Linked DNA regions of Homo sapiens: region 2 is linked to region 1. A link is an interaction called in ENCODE POLR2A ChIA-PET data of the cell type or tissue named here. Cell type or tissue: endothelial cell of umbilical vein. All regions are shown on one strand.

Region 1 (5,000 bases):
ACATGGCAACAGGAAAGAAAGAGTGTGAAGGAGCTATCAAACACAAAACCATCAGTGTCATGAGAACTCACTATCACAAGAATAGCATGGGAGAAACTGCCTCCATGATCCAATTACCTCCCACCAGGTCCGTCCCTTGACACATGGGGATTATGGGGATTACAATTCGAGATGAGATTTCAGTGGGGACACAGAGCCAAACCAATTTGGGTGGAGACACAGAGCCAAACCATATCAAGCAGGAAGGCCACTTTCAGGGGTGAGCGTTTGAGTGGATGTTGAAATGATGACAAGAAGCCAGTTTCTAGAGAGGCACAGTGGCTCACTCATTCTAAGTGTGCTGCAAAGCCCCTTTAGTGAAGAAATCTACTTCTCAAACATAATGGTCAGAATAATGAAGGGTAACATGATTATTCACATTTAATCGACTTCATTTACATAGATAAAGCCTAAAGGAAAAATCCAATCTGTATTTATGTGCATGCACTGATGTTTAAAAATCCACTGGAGGAAAAGGAAAATTTAGTCAGCAAAATCTTTTCTAGATAAATGCTAGAAATCATTATTCCAAGAAAAGAATCCTCCACTTTTACTATATGTGTGTGTGTGTGTGTGTGTGTGTGTGTGTGTGTGTACTCATTAAAAAATACATAAGAGCTCCTCCATGGCTTGAGAATATTTTATGAAGTTATAAAAATCAGTATTACCTGTCAAGTACTATGTTACATGTGCAATCAAAACTGTTGAGGTTACCTGAATAAAAAAAATCCCTGATGTCTATTACAGAAAGCTTTTAACAGAACTTGCCTTGGCAATTTACTCCTAAATCTTCTTTTTCCTCCAGCTCAATATAATATTGCTACCTAATATTGTGACTGCACAAAACCATTTTAGGTACCACTTGGGAATAAGTATTAAGAGTTCAAGTAAGGCTGGGTACAGTGGCCAACGCCTGTAATCCCAACACTTTGGGAGGCCAAGGTGGAAGGACTGCTTGGGGCCAGGAGTTCAAGACCAGCCTGGGTAACAGAGCAAGACCTTCAACTCCACAAATATAAAAATAAAAAATTAGATGTGGTGACACGAGCCTATAGTCCCAGCTAATTTGGGAGGCTGAGGTGGGAAGGTTGGTTGAGCCCAAGAGTTCAAGGCTGCAGTGAGCTGTGATCACACCACTGCACTCCAGCCTGGGTGATAGAGCAAGATTCTGTCTAAAAAAGGGTTCAAGTAAATGCAAATGATGTTTTGGCAACCTTTTCTCAAAAGATTCTGCATTGGAATACAGACTGTAATATTAAACTACTATGTGTATATTGTTTCTACAGTTGTATACACCGTAGTGTCTTTTACAGGTATATAAGGTCAATGGCCCTAGTCTAATTCAGATTTAAACTAGTGCTTGCCTTGTAACTCTGCAAGTGATCAATAATCTCTTAATACTGAAAATCACAAAATAGGATAAAACGTTCTGTTGCTAGTCCCATAAAGCTTACTACATTTTTTCCCCATTCTCCCCAAACTTAGGAGAAACTTGACTAAAGATGTGAGATAAAATTATTTATTGTAAAAAGTAAATGATCATCTCCCCAGCCCCATTCCCAAAGTCACTTGAGCCTTTGCAATCCAATTTGAGATCACTTTAAAAAACCTTCCCCCGTAACATGTCCTTGTGTTTTTGTTTTTTCCTCCAATTAAAGTGATTAATTGGAAAGGGGAGCATTAGGTGACATTCCTTGCCTTGAGACAGCTGGTGGTTTCCTACACCCTGTGGTGGTAACTCCAGACATGGAGCAGCTAGAGCTGCGGACAGTTACTGCTGCAGACAGGGCTGTGTCCCGTGACTCATTATGGTTCAGTTCGGTTTCTAAATCTCCCCCAGTAAAAATCCTCCCCCTGGAACCATCTGCTCTTTGGACAAGCTTCTGCCCCCTGAACCTGGTGCAATCAGGGTCTGGTCTAGGCTTTGCAGAGCTGGGAGGAAATCCCTGGGCCTCCAGCTAACGCTGTCCAAGGTGCTGAATACCGTACTCAGTGTGTTGCCACTGGCTGAGCTGGTGCAACCTTTCACCTCTGAGAAACGTTTTCCAAGACAGGACAGTGTTATGGAGCATGGACTCAAGCCTTGGGCCATCTACATCCGTTCTTTCTCCACCAAGATGAGTTAGGCGACCTTGGCCACGTGACCCCCACCTTTCTGAGCCAAAGCACTTAAAACACATAATAAACATTCAAAACCATAGCACTTAGAATCAGGAAGTCCTTTTATCGTTTTTCACAGTATAAGGCACTTATTTTTTGATATCATTCTCTTTTTTTAAAGGCAAAGGAATTACAAGTGAACACACTAGTCATGGCCCATCAGAATGATAGATGCTTATCTACAAAAACATTTCCTGACTTCTTGCTGAACCTCTTGCCTCTGGGAAATACTGCTGTTTGCTTACTTAAAAAGTGGTGAGAAATTAATATGATTCTCTCTTCCCTTTTAAAAAATTAAATTTGTATAAATATAAGGCGTACAAGTGCAGTTTTGTTACACGGATATATTGCGAAGTGGTGAAGTCCAGGCTTTTCCTGCAACCAACACCAGAAAAGTGTACACTGTACCCATCAGGTACTTTCTCATCCCTTACCCTCCTCCCACCCTTCTGAGTCTCCAATGTTTGTTCCACACTCTATGTTCATGGGTACACTTTATGTAGCTCCCATTTATGAGTGAGAACATGAAGTATTCGACTTTCTACTTCTAAGTTATTTCACTTAAGATAACAGCCTCCAGTTCCATCCAGGTTGCTGCAAAAGACATGGTTTCATTCTTTTTAGTGGCTGAATAGTATTCCATTATGTATACATACCACATGTTCTTTATCCAATCATCTGTTGATGTGATTCCCTTTTCTTTGCATATTCTTGGGGTACTTTTGAATCAGTTCTTTTAAGTTTTTGGGGAAGGAGATTTGGTTTCATTTTCATTACTTTCAATTATCTCCATTATCCTTCTGCAAACCCATGTGCCACAATTCAGAGCATTGTGCATACGTAAGAACAGAGTGAGAGCTCCTTTTCATTTCCCCCTGGAGGAACCCCCATCCTGGAATCGAAGCCCTCTGTTTATGATCCAAGTGTCACCACATCTCAAGTCTCAATGTGTGTGTGTGTGGTTTTTTTTTTTTTTTTTTGAGACAGAGTCTTGCTCTGTTGCCCAGGCTGGAGTGCAGTGGCATGATCTTGGCTCACTGCAACCTCTGCCTCCTGAGTTCCAGCGATCTCCTGCCTCAGCCTCCCGAGTAGCTGGGATTACAGGTGTGCACCAGCATGCCTGGCTAATTTTTGTATTTTTAGTAGAGATGGAGTTTCACCATGTTGGCCAGGCTGTTCTCAAACTCCTGATCTCAGGTGATCTGCCCGTCTCAGCCTCCCAAAGTGCTGGGATTACAGGCGTAAGCCACTGTGCCTGGCCCAATGTGTGGTTGTTATTAGCTATGCCCTTTACCGAACTCCTTTTCTTGACCTCCTATACCTACACCTGTTGTAAAGAAACAAATACAAAACAGGATTTCAGCAAAACACTAAAAGAAGAGCGTTCTAGTTTTTTAAAAAATTTAATTTTCTTGTGGCACATAACAATGAACTCTGGTGTCACCAGCCTATTGTATAATTAACTTCTCGTCTTTTGTTCCTTATGAATTTACATATTTAATTATCTTTCCATTTAATTTCCCATGGTTTTGCTACGTTGACTAAACTCTGTAATGAGAAAGTCTTTTAATTTAATAGACTTTGCAGGTCATGTGTAACCAGCTTTGGAAATCATTTTAGGATTACTGAGTGCTGTTTCATAATGCTGTATATTTTTCCTGCCAGGATTTGGAGTACCTAGGTTATTTGTCCACCAGAACAATGGCTGTAAAGGAGAAAATTGAGCAGTGGTCAGAAGCTGCTGAGAAGATGCGGTAAAACAGGTTACATAAAAAACAATGCTGGTTTGAAATAACCTATGCGCTTTTGTCAAGGGATTTTGCATTAGTGCATTTAGTCCAAGTCAGGGCCAATTCAGAGGATGTGGCTGAAGGCACCGTTTTGGCCTTTTTTGTTTCTTTTGAGAGCTCTGCATACATTCCCACTTTTCCTGTCAAAGTGGACAAAATGAAGAGTCTCATGAGTGGAGGGGCATTCTGATCCCAAGAGACCACCCATCTGTGGAGTGGCTACACAGCCAGAATGTGGATGTGAACCAACTCAACGTGCTCCCCAGAGACTGAAGAAGCGGCGTTTTAGAGCTTTGGTTTCAGTCTCTTGGAGGAGATTTTCAGAAATGGCCAATTTATGTGCAAAGGTGACTTTTCTAGGCACCCAGGAAGGCAAATTTAAGCTCCGAGCTGTATCAACTGCATTCTGTTCCTATCATCAGAAGTCTCAGAATTGAACAGTAAATGGTGCCTACTTGGCTCCTTGTCAAAATAAGTCTGCATGGCTCTCACAACAAGGGAGACAGCTGTTCGTTCCGCTGGAAAGGAAAGGAGATGAACTTTGTTTTGCCTAGCGTTTTGGGAATCGTGACCACAATTTAATACAATCAGGTGTAGTTTGTTTAAGGAATTATCAAAGATCATACTTGGCTGTCAGATTGGAATTGAGGTCGATAGGCAGACTTTGACCATATGCTAACCAGAATACAATCCAATTCAAAAGTGGAGTTGAGAAACACAGCATTAGGAGAATTTATTCAAACATCCATGCAGAGATAGTCTAATATTTTAAAAACTGATTTCCAGGATCATTCGCTCCATTTTAAAGGAAATGCAGTTCTATTTTGAATATAATTCAGGACAGGGCCCCAGCTCTCTGATTTATGCAAAAGGACATAAATTCACAAACCTGCCTGGGCTATTTTTATATTTCAGCAAGAGGTTGTGTGCAGCTGCTGTTTCTGGCAAAATAAAAAAATAGTGCAAGTGAAAAGTGAACGGGAACGGGAAGGAGCGTCATTTTTTCTTGAT
Region 2 (5,000 bases), 430 kb before region 1:
GAGACCGGATTTGAATCTATCTTTGAAAGGGAAATTTGGACTTGGCCAATGCTCAGATAAGTTGGGATTATGGGCTGGGACTGTGGTGAAGTGTAGGATGAGGCTGGAGACTCCCTGTTGGGGCTTTTGTACAAGCCAGCATTGCTGTTGTCATGCAGTGCATCTGGGGGTCTGGCGGATTGGGTGCTGCTTTTCTGGGGACATAGCAGTAGCTCTTCCTTTCTCCCCATTTTACTTCCCTTGTCATCCCACAGAGCTGAATGTTCCGATCATGACCGTGTGGTTAGGAACAGCCCTGTTTAGCGCATTTCTCACCTTTTCCTTTTCCTCACTTCTTCTCTTGGACTCCTTCCCCCAACCCAAATGATCTGCACCCCAGTGACAACGTGGAGTGGCTCCGCGGAAGATGGATGATACACACTTGTGATGTTGCTCATGTTTTATGGTTAACTGCCTGGAATTCTTCAGAGTTCTTTTCATAGCAGTTGAAGGCTGAAAGGCACACAGAAATGACCAACTCAATTCTGTCAACATTTGCTGAGTGTTCTTTTTCTGTGTCAGGCCCTGGGAACTGGAGCTTATCTTACACAAATCTATGGGGGGAAAGTAAGTTCTCTAGATTCTTGCTATTCAAAATGAGGTCTCTGAGGCCGGGCGCGGTGGCTCATGCCTGTAATCCCAGCACTTTGGCGGGCTGAGACAGGCAGATCACCTGAGATCAGGAGTTCAAGACCATCTTAGCCAACATGGCGAAACCCAGTCTCTACTATAAATACAAAAAGTAGCCAGGCATGGTGGCTCGTGCTTGTAATCCCAGCTACTCGGGAGGCTGAGACAGGAGAATTGCTTAAACCCAGGTGGTGGAGGTTGCAGTGAGCTGAGATCCAGCCAGTGCACTGCAGCCTGGGCAACAGAGCGAGACTCTGTCTTAAAAAAAAAAAAAAAAAAAAAAAAAAAGACCGAAGTGAGGTCTCTGGACCAGCAGTAGTGGACTCGTCACCTGGGAGCATGTTAGAGAGGCAGGATGTTGCTGGGCTGGCCCACGCCTGTAATCTCAGCACTTCCAGAGACTTAGGTAGGAGGATCACTTCAGCCCAGGAGTTCAAGACCAGACTGGGCAACACAGTTGAGACCCTGTCAGGAAAAGAAAAGGAGAATGTCAGACCTTACCGTCTCAGAGTCTGCACTTTAACAAGGCCCCCAGCCGAGCTGTAGACACATTAGTGTTAGAGGCACTGAAATGTTCTCGGTCTCTGTAGAGAGATGGACAGATATTGACACCATACTGCTATTCTCCCTTCCACACCCATGGCAGGCATCATTAATCAAACAGGATACTTTTCCCCAATGATCCCTGTCTAAACTTCCAGCACGTTCTCAGCACAGTGTTATAGATGGCCACTTCCAGTTGGTCCGAGTTGGCACTCGAGGTCAGGTTCAGCTGCTTTACCTTGCCTCCAGCACAGTCCATGACAGCAGCAGCATCCTGCTCTCTCTGCCTCTGCTCTGGTCACTCTTACCCCTTTCTTTACAACACAGAGCTTTCTTTTAAAACTACAAATATGCTCAAGATATTTTCCTGCTTAAAACCCTTCAGTGACTTCCCGTTGCAATTAAAATGAAATCCAGATGCCTTACCATGACTTGCAAAACCCTGCCTGACTTGGCCCTGCCCACCTTTTCAACCCTGTCTGGTGCGCAGCTCCCCAACCTATGCTGTTCTCTGCCTGTATCACCTCATTTCAGTTCCTGGAACAAGCCGTGTTTTTCCCGCCTCAGGGCTGGGCTGACCAAAGTCACCGTCTCTTGAGTTTTCCCACTGTCCACGTGAAAAAGCTAGGGGCACAGAGACTTGATTTGCCTGAGGCCACATGGCGAGTCAAGAGCCAGAGGGACTTCATTGCAAAGCTGGTGATGCGGGGCAGGCTGCCTCCCTGCAGTGACCACACGAGGGAGCCTCCACCGAGTCTTCTGACTCCTGCTGCTCTCCCTAAGTGAGTGTCTAGAATGCGCTTTTCTCCCCCACTCCCAAATGCCTTGCAGGGCTTGCTTGCCCTCATTCCTTCACACAGACCTTGGACTTGCCACCTCCTCAGAGAGCCATTCCCTGGCCTGCCAGGATGTACCTTGCCCCCTTCAGCATTCCAGCTATGTTTTATGGAGCACTTGTGACAATTTGCAGTATGTCTTATTTATTCCTGGTTTGAACTTGTTTTCGGTTTCTCCACTAGTCTGTAAGCTCCCTGGTAGCAGGATTCCTGTTTGTGTTATTGGCCTCCATAACTAAAGCACCAGCATAGTACCTGGCACATAGTAGGTGTTCAGTAAATATGATTTGGATGTGTGCATGAATGAATAATGGAAATGGTCAGGCCAGTCCTAGGATTTTAGGCCTGGTCTGGATCTAAATGAACATCTAACCAATTTCCATGTCGTGTATGCGGCTAAGCGAAGAAAAAGAGTGGTTTCATCTCCCTGATGTCAAATGGCCAGTTGGACCCAGCATGAGTTTTTGCCAATGTAGAGATACTTTTGTGACTTATGTCCAGTGGACCACATCAGATGGCCCCAAATAAACCTTCTTCCTACCATTTTTCATCTTTTACAATTCCCTTTGAAGAATGGTGGGGTTTTTTTTTTTTGACTGTCACATGATGTTTAAAGAAAAATCAAGGAAGATAAGTTCCTGCATTCTTCAAAGATCTACCGTCAAAGGGATTTACCTAACAATTGAAGTAGTGTAGAGGGTTGCTGTTCTTGGGGTAGTGCCTTCAGCCAAGTCAAAAGGGATGAACTGAGCTGACGCTGAGGTTACCTCTGCAGTCCGACCTGTACTGGTCAACTGTGCTTGGACCTAGATCACTCAGGTAGCTCAGCTCTGTCTCATACTGGTCTGGTTGGACTTACGAGATAATTCAGAGGAACTGCTTTCATTCTTTCTAGGACAGGGTTCAGCAAACTTTTTCTATAAAAGGCTGGATAGTAAATATTTTTGGCTTTGTTGTCCAGATGGGTCTCTGTCACAACTGCTCAGCTCTGCTGTTGTAGCAGCCGCAGACATTGTGTAGATGAGTGGGCTTGGCTGTATGCCAATAAAACTTTATTTACAAAACTTGCATCAGCCCGGATTTAGCCTCAGGGCCATAGTTTGTACACGTCTGTTCTAGGAGTGTTTAAACGAAAACAAAGAAAATGTAAAAGACAGCTTTCATTAGTTGTCAAAGTTTGCCTGCAAACTGTCTTGAAAGCTTCTGAAGCTGGTCCTTGGACTCAGGAGCTTGTTCTTAAACTTGAGAAACATCATTGTCTGACTTCCCGTTTGGGCAAAGAGTCAAGCCATGATTTATCAGTTGCAATAAATAGCTTGTATTTTTCCAAATAGACAATCACGTTCTCTTCATTAGCAACCCATCTGCTGGACCTGCAGTAGTACTGAGGAAAGATGCCTTGGTAAACACAGTAGCAGGATTGCAAAGTGCAAACGAACCCTCTTGCTTTGGTGACAGCTTGTTTGTGGAAACTGGACCATTCTGCAAATGAGTTCATCGATCTTGCCTAAATACTGGAAGGGCCTGTTCAACATTAGGGGAAATGCCAATGTATTTTGAGACAGATCAAACAAAGCTGCAAGTGGACAAATTTTAGCATTTGTTTTTTAACGAATGAGCAGATGGTAGGCCTTGAATGCCCCAAATGCTTATCTTTGAGTTAGGTTGGGGGGAAAATAGGGAAACCAAATCCAAAGTGAATACGTTAATACTGTGCCATCACCTAGAAACTATTTGGGCTGCACGTTGGAGTTGCAATTGTGACTCTTAAGAATAAAAATGTTTCTCCCTTGTAATAAGTCGTATGTATGTATGTATGTATGTATGTATATATGTATGTACTTACTGAGATGGAGTCTCTCTCTGTCACCCAGGCTGGAGTGCAGTGCCATGATCTCGGCTCACTGCAACTTACGCCTCTTGGGTTCAAGCGATTCTCCTGCCTCAGCCTCCCGAGTAGCTGGGACTATCTGTAGGCATGTACCACCACACCCGGCTAATTTTAATATTTTTTTATTACAGATGGGATTTCACCATGTTGGCCAGGCTGGTCCCGAACTCCTGACCTAAGGTGATCCTCCCACCTCGGCCTCCCAAAGTGCTGGAATTACAGATGTTAGCCAATGTGCCCTGCCGGTAATAAGTCATTTAAACATTAAACTGTCTGATTAGGAAACAGAGGCACAGGTTGATTAAATAGGATGTAAAGGTCCCTGGATTGGGTTGTAAAACTTAGTCCCTTTCCACCATACCATCCAGCTCACTAGGGAAAATGAGGAAAACAGAACTTCGTTTAAAGTATTTTCCCTCTCTGTAGACACTTTCTTAAAAACATAATTGAACTCCTGCTGTGCATACAATTTTGTTTGTTGCTTTTTACCCCACTTAATCGTCTATCACAAAGCCTTTTCTATCATTATGTTGACTGCATTGCTGTAATTTGTAACAACTGTGTGATATTCCAGCTAGTGGATAGACCAGAGTTTTAGTCAATTTCCAATTGTTGGGCCTTTTTAAAAAAAAAACAAAAAACAAAAAACAAAAACAAAACTTTTACTATACTGTAAAATGCTGCAGGGAATGCCTTTTGTGTACAGAATTTCCCCATGTTTCTAGTTATTTTGGAGGATGTGGTCTCATAGGCAGAATTGTTGAATGAAGTGCTAAGGTTTTTCTGACTTCTGTTTCGGGTTTCCATATTGCTCCCCAGGATTGTGGCCATTTTAAAGTGTCACCAGCAAACAGGCCCTCTTGGCCACTCTCACCAGCATTCATAACTGTTGCCATTGGAACTCCAGTAGGCAAAAACCTAGCTCCTTATATTTGTAATTCATGAGTCACTGTGGAGATGGAATACTTACTTTTTTCTGTGTTTATGAATTGAATTTCTTTTTGGTGAATAATCAGCTCATTTCCTTGGCCTATGTGTTTCAGGGGTTTTTCCTCTGGGTT

What was found. ChIA-PET counts read pairs that join two places held together with the same protein. Peaks named below come from ENCODE experiments on the same cell type or tissue, not always from the same donor. Only the 100,000 strongest peaks of a DNase experiment are listed, where the experiment ranks them.
Region 2: POLR2A ChIA-PET joins it to region 1 with 6 read pairs; 1 of 35 experiments calls an interaction of 5 or more read pairs at or near these places.

The regions. Positions count from the first base shown.
Region 1 is chr16:12,659,901-12,664,900 of GRCh38, forward strand. CPPED1 (calcineurin like phosphoesterase domain containing 1) reads right to left here. Exons shown (of 4, transcript NM_018340.3): 4 at 1-5,000. The coding sequence ends at 4,986. Among named protein-coding and RNA genes, the nearest start is that of SNX29-AS3, 51 kb to the left of the region's middle. In endothelial cell of umbilical vein, no CTCF peak of the experiment used is centred here; a DNase peak (open chromatin) is centred at 2,131.
Region 2 is chr16:12,226,970-12,231,969 of GRCh38, forward strand. All of the region lies in intron 14 of SNX29 (sorting nexin 29), which reads left to right. Among named protein-coding and RNA genes, the nearest start is that of SNX29-AS2, 140 kb to the right of the region's middle. In endothelial cell of umbilical vein, a CTCF peak has its summit at 1,940; a DNase peak (open chromatin) is centred at 1,952.